2 separate regions of the Homo sapiens genome follow, and region 2 is linked to region 1. The links are chromatin contacts, found by Hi-C or POLR2A ChIA-PET in ENCODE. All regions are on one chromosome and are shown on one strand. Each heading gives the region's core, a stretch centred on a gene start or an enhancer-like site at or near the end of the contact. The rest is flanking DNA. Distances are from core to core; before and after follow the strand shown. Region 1 has its middle 16 kb from the start of ZBTB8B. Region 2 holds the start of SYNC (syncoilin, intermediate filament protein).

Region 1 (4,817 bases), core at 1,312-3,811:
TCCTTTGCTATTAATAAGAACTTATTTAGTCTAAATTAACTTAGAATTGGTATAGACGGTTCCTTCCTTGGTTCTGTAAGTGCTTTAAGGCTTGGCTGAGTGCAAACAGCTCCCAGGTTTGAGCAGACCAACTATTAGGCAATTTTCCCAACTCTGCTTCTACAAGAGTTTCCCTATCAATTACTGAATACCCATTGTGGTTTTTTTCCCTCAATCACCTGGGAGGAACCATCTATCATCCTGTCCTGACGGGAGTTCCTCCTAGGTCTGGTAGGGCCTTTGTATGGTAATTAATTAAGATTTAGATACCCGGTTAGGAAACCTGCTGGGTTAAGGGAATTATCAGTGGTTAATGTTAAATCATCTTTTTCTAACAGAATAGCCCCATACTTTAAGATTTTTGAGTTAGTAAGCTACCTTTTTGCTATTTTTTTTTTTTTTGACTTAGGTTAGTTCTGAACTGGTGAGGTGTGCTCACAATGAGATTTCCTCTAAAAGTTATTTTTGTACTTTCTTCTGCTAGCAAAGCAGTTGCCTCTACAGACTGAATGCACTGGGTTAAGGATTTTTATTTTTATTTATTTATTATTAGTTTTTGAGACAGAGTCTTGCTCTGTTGCCCAGGCTGGAGTACAGTGGCGTGATCTCGGCTCACTGCAAACTCCGCCTCCCGGGTTCATGCCATTCTCCTGCCTCAGCCTCCCAAGTAGCTGGGACTACAGGCGCCCGTCACCATGCCCAGCTAATTTTTTGTATATATTTTTTGAGACGGAGTCTCGCTCTGTTGCCAGGCTGTGGTGCAGTGGCACGATCTTGGCTCACTGCAACTTCTGCCTCCCGGGTTCAAGCGATTCTCCTGCCTCAGCCTCCCAAGCAGCTGGGACTACAGGCGCCCGCCACCATGCCCAGATAATTTTAGTAGATATGGGGTTTCACCGTGTTAGCCAGGATCTAATGATCTCTTGACCTGGTGATCCGCCCGCCTCAGCCTCCCAAAGTGCTGGGATTACAGGCTTGAGCCACCAAAGCCCAGCCAAGGATTTTTGATAGGAAGGCTAAAGGTTGTCAGTGGCCTTAGTGCTTTCCCGCTACACCTTTGTTATCACTGAAAACAAGGTTATATTGGAGTGTTATAGGGTCATGGAGAAGACCTTTGATTATCAATTATAGGTTTTAAACTTAGCCTGGCTTTTAAAGGAATAGGGTACACTGTTTTCTCTTTACTACTTTTATCTCTTTTTTTCTCTCTTTCTCTCTCTTTGACTCCCTCTTTGTCTCTTTATCTCTCCCTCTCTCTGCCCCTCTCTTTTTCTCTCTTTCCTCTCTGCTGGTCTTTCCCTGCCTCTGCCAGCCACTTATGCTGCTGTTCTCCCCCCTCCTTCCCCTTCCCCTAGGGGAGGCACCAGTGGGAGTGGAGCTACTTTTTCTTCCCCCGAGAAGAAAGAAAAGGGGGGGGTTGTGTGAGGTTCAACCCCACCCCCCCGCCATAGGCATTTCTCACCTCTTTTTTGAGGTTCAACCCCCCCATGGGGATTTCTCACCTCTTTCTGGGGTTCAATCCCCACTCATGGGGATTTCTAACCTCTTTTTAACCTCCGAGACATCCGACTAAGGAATACTTCACCGCCCCCCACGGCTTTCTTTCCCTAGTCCTGACTAAGGAATGCTTTACCGCCCCTGCACTTTCTCTCTCCTTGGTATGTCCTAACCAAGGAATGCTTTACCGCCCCGCGGCTTTTTCCTTAGTCCCGACCACCAAGGAAATACTTTACTGGCTCCTGCGGCTTCTCCTTCCTTGGTCTGTGTGGGCGACAAGTCACCCAGGTGCCAAGGCAAGAGACCGAAGGCACGAACTGTTTCAGTATAATAAAATAAATAATTAGAATAAGAATAGTTATATTAGAAATAGAATATAGACATGATTATATATGAATATTATTAATCATTAGTTTGTAGCATTACTCTTTTATTAATAACTTCTGTTCTACAATTATAATTTAGGAAAACCAGGCCATACAGAGTTAGGAGCTGAAGGGACACCGTGAGAAGTGACCGGAAGGCAGGAGTGTGAGCCCTCTGTCATGCCTGGACAGGGCCACTAGAGGGCTCCTTGGTCTAGTGGTAACGCCAGTGCCTGAGAAGGCACCCGTTACTTAGCAGACCTTGGTCTAGCGGTAGCACCAAAGCCTGGGAAGGCACCCGTTACTTAGCAGACTGGGAAAGGGAGTCTCCCTTTCTCTGGGGGAGTTAGAGAACACTCTTCTCCACCACTTCTTGTGGAAAGCCTGACATCAGTTAAGCCCGCCTGCAGCCATCTGGAGGCCTAAACGTCTCCCTGTGATGCTGTGCTTCAGCGGTCACTCTCCTGGTCCACTTTCATGTTCCACTCTGTACACCTGACTCGCCTTCTAGATAGCAGTAGCAGAATTAGTGAAAGTATTAAAGTCTTTGATCTTTCTGAGAAATGCATAGAAGAAATGATGACGTAAGCTGTCCCCTCTCTCTCTCCGCCTCAGCTACCAAATAGGGAAGGGCCCCCTGTCCAGTGGACATGTGACTTGCATGACCTTACCTATCTTTGGAGATGACTCACACTCCTAACCCTGCCCCCTTGCCTTGTATACAATAAATAGCAGTGCGGCCAGGCATTCAAGGCCACTACCAGTCTCTGCGTCTTGGTGGTAGTGGCCCCCAGGCCCAGCTGTCTTTCTCTCTCTTTTGTCTTGTGTCTTTATTTCTATGATCTCTTGTCTCTGCACACGAAGAGAAAACCCAAAGGCCCTCCCAGGCTGGACCCTACAGAGTCATCGCTGCAGTATGTGAGGCTCCTTTACGCTAGGTTGCTGGCCATTTTGTTTTTCCATGTTGCTGAGAGCTCGGCTTATTCCTTGCACTGGGTGGGTCTTGATTTCTCACCCCTGAGGCCACCACTAGGGGGCGGGGCATGCCTCCTCAGGAGAGAGAACCAGAGACCATCCCTGGAGGGGAATGTAATCCCGGATGAGCCCCCAAATTCTTGTAAATAAAGTTTTGGTGCCGCAAAAGATACAGCACTCAAATATAAAATTTTCTTTTTAATTCTCAGCAAGGCAAGGTACTTCTATAGAAGGGTGCACCCTTACAGATGGAGCAATGGTGAGTGCACACTTGGACAAGGGAGGGGAAAGGGTTTTTATCCCTGAAGCATGTGGCCCCTGCTGCTGTGTCGTTCCCCTATTGGCTAGGGTTAGACAGCACAGGCTAAACTAATTCCGACTGGCTAATTTAAAGAGAATTACTGGGTGAGTGGTTTGGCAGGAAAAATGGTTATGCAGGGTGGCAAATGAGTCAGGGCGGAGCAGGTAGCAGGTAATCGGAATGAGTCAGGGTAGAGCAGGTAATTGGAATGAGTCAGGGTGGAGCAGGTAATCGAAAAACTTTCCTTTATGAGGAAGTTAAGTTTAAAAGTAGAAGGCAAAGAATTGAACATACGGACATATTGATTCTTCGAAAATAAATTTAGAACTCATATCTAACATGTTGTTGAGTTTAAGAGTCTTTTTGTTTGTTTGTTTGTTTTTGAGACAGGATCTTGCTCTGTCACCCAGGCTGGAGTGGAATGGTGCAATCATAGCTCACTGCAGCCTCCAATTCCTGGGCTCAAGTGATTCTCCCCCCTCAGCCTCCCGAGTAGGTGGGACTATGGGGATGTGTCATCACGCTCAGCTAATTTTTAAATTTTTTCTAGAGATGGGGTCTTGCTATGTGTCCCAGGCTGGTCTTGAAATCTTGGCCTGGCCGGGCATGGTGGCTCACGTCTGTAATCCCAGCACTTTGGGAGGCCAAGGTGGGCAGATCATGAGGTCAGGAGTTCGAGACCAGCCTGGCCAACATGGTGAAACCCCACTACTAAAAATACAAAAATTAGCCAGGCATGGTGGCAGGCACCTGTAATCCCAGCTACTCAGGAGGCTGAGGCGGAAGAATTGCTTGAACCTGGGAGGCGAAGGTTGCAGTGAGTGGAGATCGTGCCATTGCACTCCAACCTGGGCGACAAGAGCAAGACTCTGCCTCAAAAAAAAAAAAGAAAAAGAAAAGAAAAGAAAAAAAGAAATATTGGCCTTAAGCCATCCTCCTGCCTCAGCCTCCCAAAGTGTTGGGATTATAGGCGTGAGCCACAATGCCTGGCCAGTTGTAAGAGTTCTTTATATATTCTGCAACCTTATCAGATATATGATTTGCAAATATTTTCTCCGTTTCTGTAGGTTATCTTTTCTCATTCTTGATAAAACAAAATTGTAAGTTGTTAAAGTCCAATTACCAATTATCAATTGATAATTACCAATTTTTATTTTGTTGCTTGTGTTTTTGGTGACAAATCTAAGAATTCATTGCTAAATCCAAAGTAATGAAGATTTACCCCGAGGTTTTCTTCTTTTTCTGTTTTCTTCTTTCTTCCCCTCTTCCTCCTCCTACTCCTCCTCTTCTTTCTCTGACTCCTTCTTCTTCTCTTTCTTCTTCTTTTTTCAATTAGAGACATAGTCTCACCATGTTGCCCAGGCTGGTCTTGAACTCCTGGGCTCAAGTCATCCTCTCACCTAGGCCCCCCAAAGTCCTGGGATTACATGAGTGGTGTTGTAAACTGCTATAAACATTCATGTGCCAGTTACTCTGTGGATATATAATTTGTTTTAATATATGGAGTCTTACTCTGTCACCCAGGCTGGAGTGCAGTGGAGCATTCTCGGCTCACTGCAACCTCCCTCCCCGGTTCAAGCAATTCTCCTGCCTCAGACTCCCGAGTAGCTGGGATTACAGGCGCACGCCACCCCACCTGG
Region 2 (4,728 bases), core at 1,657-4,156, 250 kb after region 1:
CTGAGACTACAGGCGCCCACCACCATGCCTGGCTAATTTTTTGTATTTTTAGAAGAGACAGGGTTTCACCATCTTGGTCAGGCTGGTCTCGAACTCCTGACCTCATGATCCGCCTGCCTCGGCCTCCCAAAGTGCTGGGATTACAGGCATAAGCCACCACACCCGGCCCCAAACATACCTTTTTTAGCTTCCTCTCACATTATTCCTGCAACCCACCCAATGCTTGACATCCTAGAGCTTGCATTAACTTTTTACACCTCCTACTCTAAGCCCACGGTGTCCAGCTGAGAATTGCAGCTTCTCAAAAACCACCTAACTAGAGAACCCTGTACTACCTGGGAAGGCAGAGCTCCTAGAGCCAGGGCCAGGAAGGATGCACCTGCTCAGCCAGCCAAACTCACTCTGATATTCAACAGTCCCTGCTTTCCCAGCAGACGGCCCTTTCATCATTCTCGTGCCGAGCCGCCCACCTTGGAATGACTTCACCGTGTTCAAGATTATTCTAGGCATTTTACATGAATACTCATTTATAGAATCCTCATCATCTATTGGCTGGGTGCAGTGGCTCACGCCTGTAATCCCAGCACTTTGGGAGGCCGAGGCGGGTGGATCACCTGAGGTCAGGAGTTTGAGACCAGCCTGGCCAACATGGTGAAACTCCGTCTCTACTAAAAATACAAACGATTAGCTGGGTATGGTGGTGTGTGCCTGTAATCCTAGCTACTCAGGAGGCTGAAGCAGGAGGATTGCTTGAACCTGGGAGACAGAGGTTGCAGTGAACTGAGATTGCGCCATTGCCCTCCAGCCTGAGCAACAAGAGCAAGACTCTGTCTCAAAAAAAGAAAGAAAGAAAGAATCTTCATCTATTATCTCCATTTTATAGATGAGGAAGCCAATGCACAGAGTAAGAACTCACACAAGGTTCCACAACTGTTGTAAGTGGTGGAGGCTGGAGAAGGCCTGCAGTATTTACCACCCTCCTAGGATAGGCGTGAGGTCCAAAAGAGGTAACTACAGCACATATAAAAAGCCTGGCATGCAGCAGTCACAATATACTTTTTTTTTTTTTGAGATGGAGTTTCACTCTTGTTGCCCAGGCTGGAGTGCAATGGTGTAATCTCCGCTCACTGCAGCCTCTGCCTCCTGGGTTCAAGCAAGTCTCCTGTCTCAGCCTCCCAAGTAACTGGGATTACAGGCACACGCCACCACGCCTGGCTAATTTTTGTATTTTTAGTAGAGCCGGGTTTCACCATGTTGGCCGGGCTGGTCTTGAACTCCTGACCTCAGGTGATCCGCACACCTCGGCGTCCCAAAGTGCTGGGATTACAGGCGTGAGCCACCGCGCCGGGCCCACAATATACTTCTATCTATCTAACAAATTTCTACTCATCCTTCAAGCCCTGCTCAAACTTCATCTCTTCCGTAAAGTATCTCCCAGACAGCCCCATGTGTGTTCTCAGGGCACTCTGTATGCAGCACATCTTCACACTTATTGCTCCAGTTACAGAAGTACATGTGTCTGTCTCCCTGATAGTGAGTTTCCTAAGGACAAGCAGAGTTCTCATTCTGCTCTATATCCTAGGGTGGGGCTCTGTAAGGGCAGACAGGCAGAAACCAGATGAACTCCAAGGAGGAAATCTGCCCAAGGTCGAATGGCAAAGCTGGAAGTAAAACCCAGGCCTCCTGACCTCCAAGCTGTGCTGTTAGCACACATCGTGCTGCCTCCACCACCCCACCCATGGTGCCAGGCCTCTGCTGGGTGCTGCCCTCACACAGCCGCCTCTTTTAAACAGAGAGAGGAGGGAAAGAAGCAGATGACAGGAGGCTCAGAGGAGAGGAAGCCAGCTTAGTTGGGGCCCCTGACCTCGGGCTTCCTTGGGCCCTGGGCAGCCTGCCTCTGCCACTCTGTCCCTGTCCCCAGAGAACCGCAGAGCTCTCCAACCCTGTTCAGGGATGTGGCTGGGAGTCCATGTGACATTGTGCAGGCAAGAGTCCGTGTGTCTGACTGTAGCTGTAGGTGTGGACAGCAGTATGGGTGAGTGTGTGTGTGTAAGACCGCTCAGCTTTGTGCCCCTGTGTGACAGTGAAGGGGTGTCGGGAGCTATGTATTTGCACCCTCACCTCTTGGTACACTGGGAAGTCCCAGAGCCACAGTATGACCTGGGACAGAAATACACCTCACCCCAAACCCCTCAGCCACAGGTCCCTTCCCCCAATAATCAGCCGTGCCCTGCCAGGAGGGATAGTGGGGAGGGCCCCTGGACCCTTCCCCCACCCATCCCAGGCCAGACGGGAGAGAACAAGCCCTGACAGACTCTTAACTTCAAGCTGGCAGATGCCCAGCCTTGCACCAAGTGGCTTCCACACAGCCACTTCAGCAGGGGAGGCCTCTGTCTCCAACTGACATTTGCAGGGAGGAATGAAGGCTAGCGAGAAGTGTCTTTGGCTGCTATGGGCCAAATGGCACTTGAGCGGTGGATGCCCACTCGCCTGGAAGGGTTAATTTTCATGTAGTCCCGGGAGGGGGAGGGGTATTATAAAAAGCCACAGACAAACGGAGGTGCCAGGACCCCGGGACGGCCCGACTCCCCGATGTCCCCTCACGAGGCGGCTCCAGTGCCCCACCCCGGCTGGACCACTACCCCTAGACAGGCGAAAGACGCCCGCGGTCGGGGGGAAAGGGAACCCGTCCAGCAGCACCCCTTCCCCAGCGGGGCGGCGACGCGGGCCCGGCACTGTCCTACCTCGCGGCCTGGGCGGCGCCGTCCCCGCCGCGCCGGGGCTCCGGGCTGGCCATGGCTGCGCGACCCCGGGCTGGCGGCCGCGTTATTAATAGCCGGGCCCGCGGGCCCCTCGCTCCGGCGCCCGCGCCCGCCGCACTGCCAGCTGCAACCGACACCGGATCCCGGCCGGCCCCGGGCCGGGCGCGCCCACTTGGCCGGGGCTCCTGCCGGGGGAGGAGGGAGCGGCCGCGCGGACCTGGGGGCGGGGAGAGGCTGCCCCTCCCGGACCAGCCTGGGGCGGGGGTGGGAACGGGGGCCTGGAGCTGTCTTTCCAAACCTCCCAGCCCCCTCGTCTTCCCGAACCTTCTCTCCACCCTTCCTTTCGTGAGGTCCCGTTGCAGGGGGAGTCAGAAGGGGGGTCTGAAGCCCCAGGGAGCACCTTCCCTGTCCAGCCTGGGAGGGTGGAGGCAGGGTTGGGCGGGCTGCTCAAAGGGAGCCAGCACCCCTCTCCCGCGAGTGTTTGGGGGTGTCCGCTGCCGCTCAGCGCCCTCTGGTCCCCACCCAAGAGGGGAAGGGCCGCAGCCACCCTCTGGGCACTCCGGGCTGTCCCCGGCAGCTGTCGTGAAGGGCGGGGCAGGGCGCGGCCGGGGAGGAGGGTTCACGGCCACACCCCGCGCGTTTGGGGACAGCCTGGAGCCTGGGGGCGGGCTGGGTGGCTGGGGTTAGAGAGAACTGCGGAGGAGTTTACGCCTATCACATTGAGTCCATATTTAACCCCACTTTCTGCCCCACCCTTTGAGGCTTCCTGGGGTCTCTCTCCTGCTCCACCTGTCACCCCACTCAGCCCACTTCTGTCAACTTCAAGACATACCTCCCCCCACGTCCTCAGCCCACTAGTGTGAGGGTCAAACCAGCACTGACGTCTTTCTCCCCAAGAGAGAAGCTGCTGGGCCCCTTCCCAGACCTGGGCTTCAGGCGTTCTTCCTTCGGATTCCTTTTTCCACTTAGCTACCCTGTCTGGGGAGGTCTTTGACTCAATCGCAGAAGAATGCTGGCACCATAACAAGCCCCAGGGGCTGGGGTGCCTGGGAGGCCGGTGGGGGAAGCATGCCGTGGTGTTGAATGTGTGTGGGCTTGTGTGCCCCTGTGTGACTCTGCGGTGATTGTGGGGTACATGTCTGTGTGTGAGCATGTGGATGTGTGATTGTGTGATCTCAGGGTGAATGTGTGTGGTGATTGTGCCATGGTGGAGTGTCTTTGTGGGGCTGGCGGTTTTGACTCTGTGTGGGGGGCATGCATATGGTCCCGCTTGTGACTCTGACTGTGTGCTTGTGCGTGACTGGGGGTTGATAAATGTTCATTCATCCTCGCGTCTGAGTGTGCTGCCTGTGGCTGTATATTTATATTTCTCTGTCTAATGCAAGGGGGTGGAAGATTTAACACCCAGGGCAGCCAAATATACCCTTGTAAGGTACGCACGAGAAAAAGCCAGGTTTTGAGGCTGCTGGTCATTTTCTGACTTACCCCCGAACTATTCCAGGGGAGGAGGCTGGCGAAGCCTCAGCTGCTGGGCATTTGACATCTGCTGCCCGCCAGAGGAGAGCTAAGGCAGCAAGGGCAGGCCTGCCAGAGGCTCTGTTTGCTGTGGTACCAAGCAACAGGCGGCAAGGGTGGCATTCAGAAGAGCTGGCTCTGCCCCTCCAACCCCCAGCCCAGGACCTGGCCTTAGGCTGTCCCTAGGACTGAATTTCTGACCCGCTCCTACCCTCCTGCTCAGCGCTTCTTTAGGCTGAAACCCTGAATTCCCCAGGGTCCCAGAAACTTCCCCACCTCCAAGCCTTTGTTGTTGTTTTTTTTGTTGCTGTTGTTTCTTGCAGTCAGGGTCTCACTCTGTCATCCAGGCAGGAGTACGGTGGTGCAATCATGGTTCACGGCAGCCTCAACCTCCTGGGCTCAGGTGATCCTCCCATCTCAGCCTCCCGAGTAGCTGGAACTACAGATGCAC

What was found. A loop is a pair of places that touch in the nucleus more often than their neighbours do. ChIA-PET counts read pairs that join two places held with the same protein, here RNA polymerase II (POLR2A). Pooled maps may share reads with other maps.
Region 2: a map of chondrocyte shows a loop between it and region 1 (6-fold over the local background). The contact joins the promoter of SYNC here to the enhancer-like site in region 1. A Hi-C loop is called at or near these places in 2 of 168 maps with a recorded cell type or tissue (K562 and chondrocyte), 2 of 37 single-sample maps with no recorded cell type and 5 of 50 pooled maps. POLR2A ChIA-PET finds 5 or more read pairs at or near these places in 4 of 52 experiments (GM12878, H1, WTC11 and 1 more).

Annotation. Positions count from the first base shown.
Region 1 is chr1:32,446,395-32,451,211 of GRCh38, forward strand. No RefSeq gene overlaps it. Among named protein-coding and RNA genes, the nearest start is that of ZBTB8B, 16 kb to the right of the region's middle. Within about 2 kb of position 2,562, at least 4 of the 41 ENCODE cell types and tissues checked have a DNase peak (open chromatin) inside an H3K27ac peak, as active enhancers do.
Region 2 is chr1:32,699,864-32,704,591 of GRCh38, forward strand. SYNC (syncoilin, intermediate filament protein) reads right to left here and starts at 2,907. Exons shown (of 5, transcript NM_030786.3): 1 at 2,745-2,907. The coding sequence starts at 2,797. RefSeq lists enhancers at 2,375-3,140, 3,141-3,906 and silencers at 3,267-3,316, 3,367-3,456.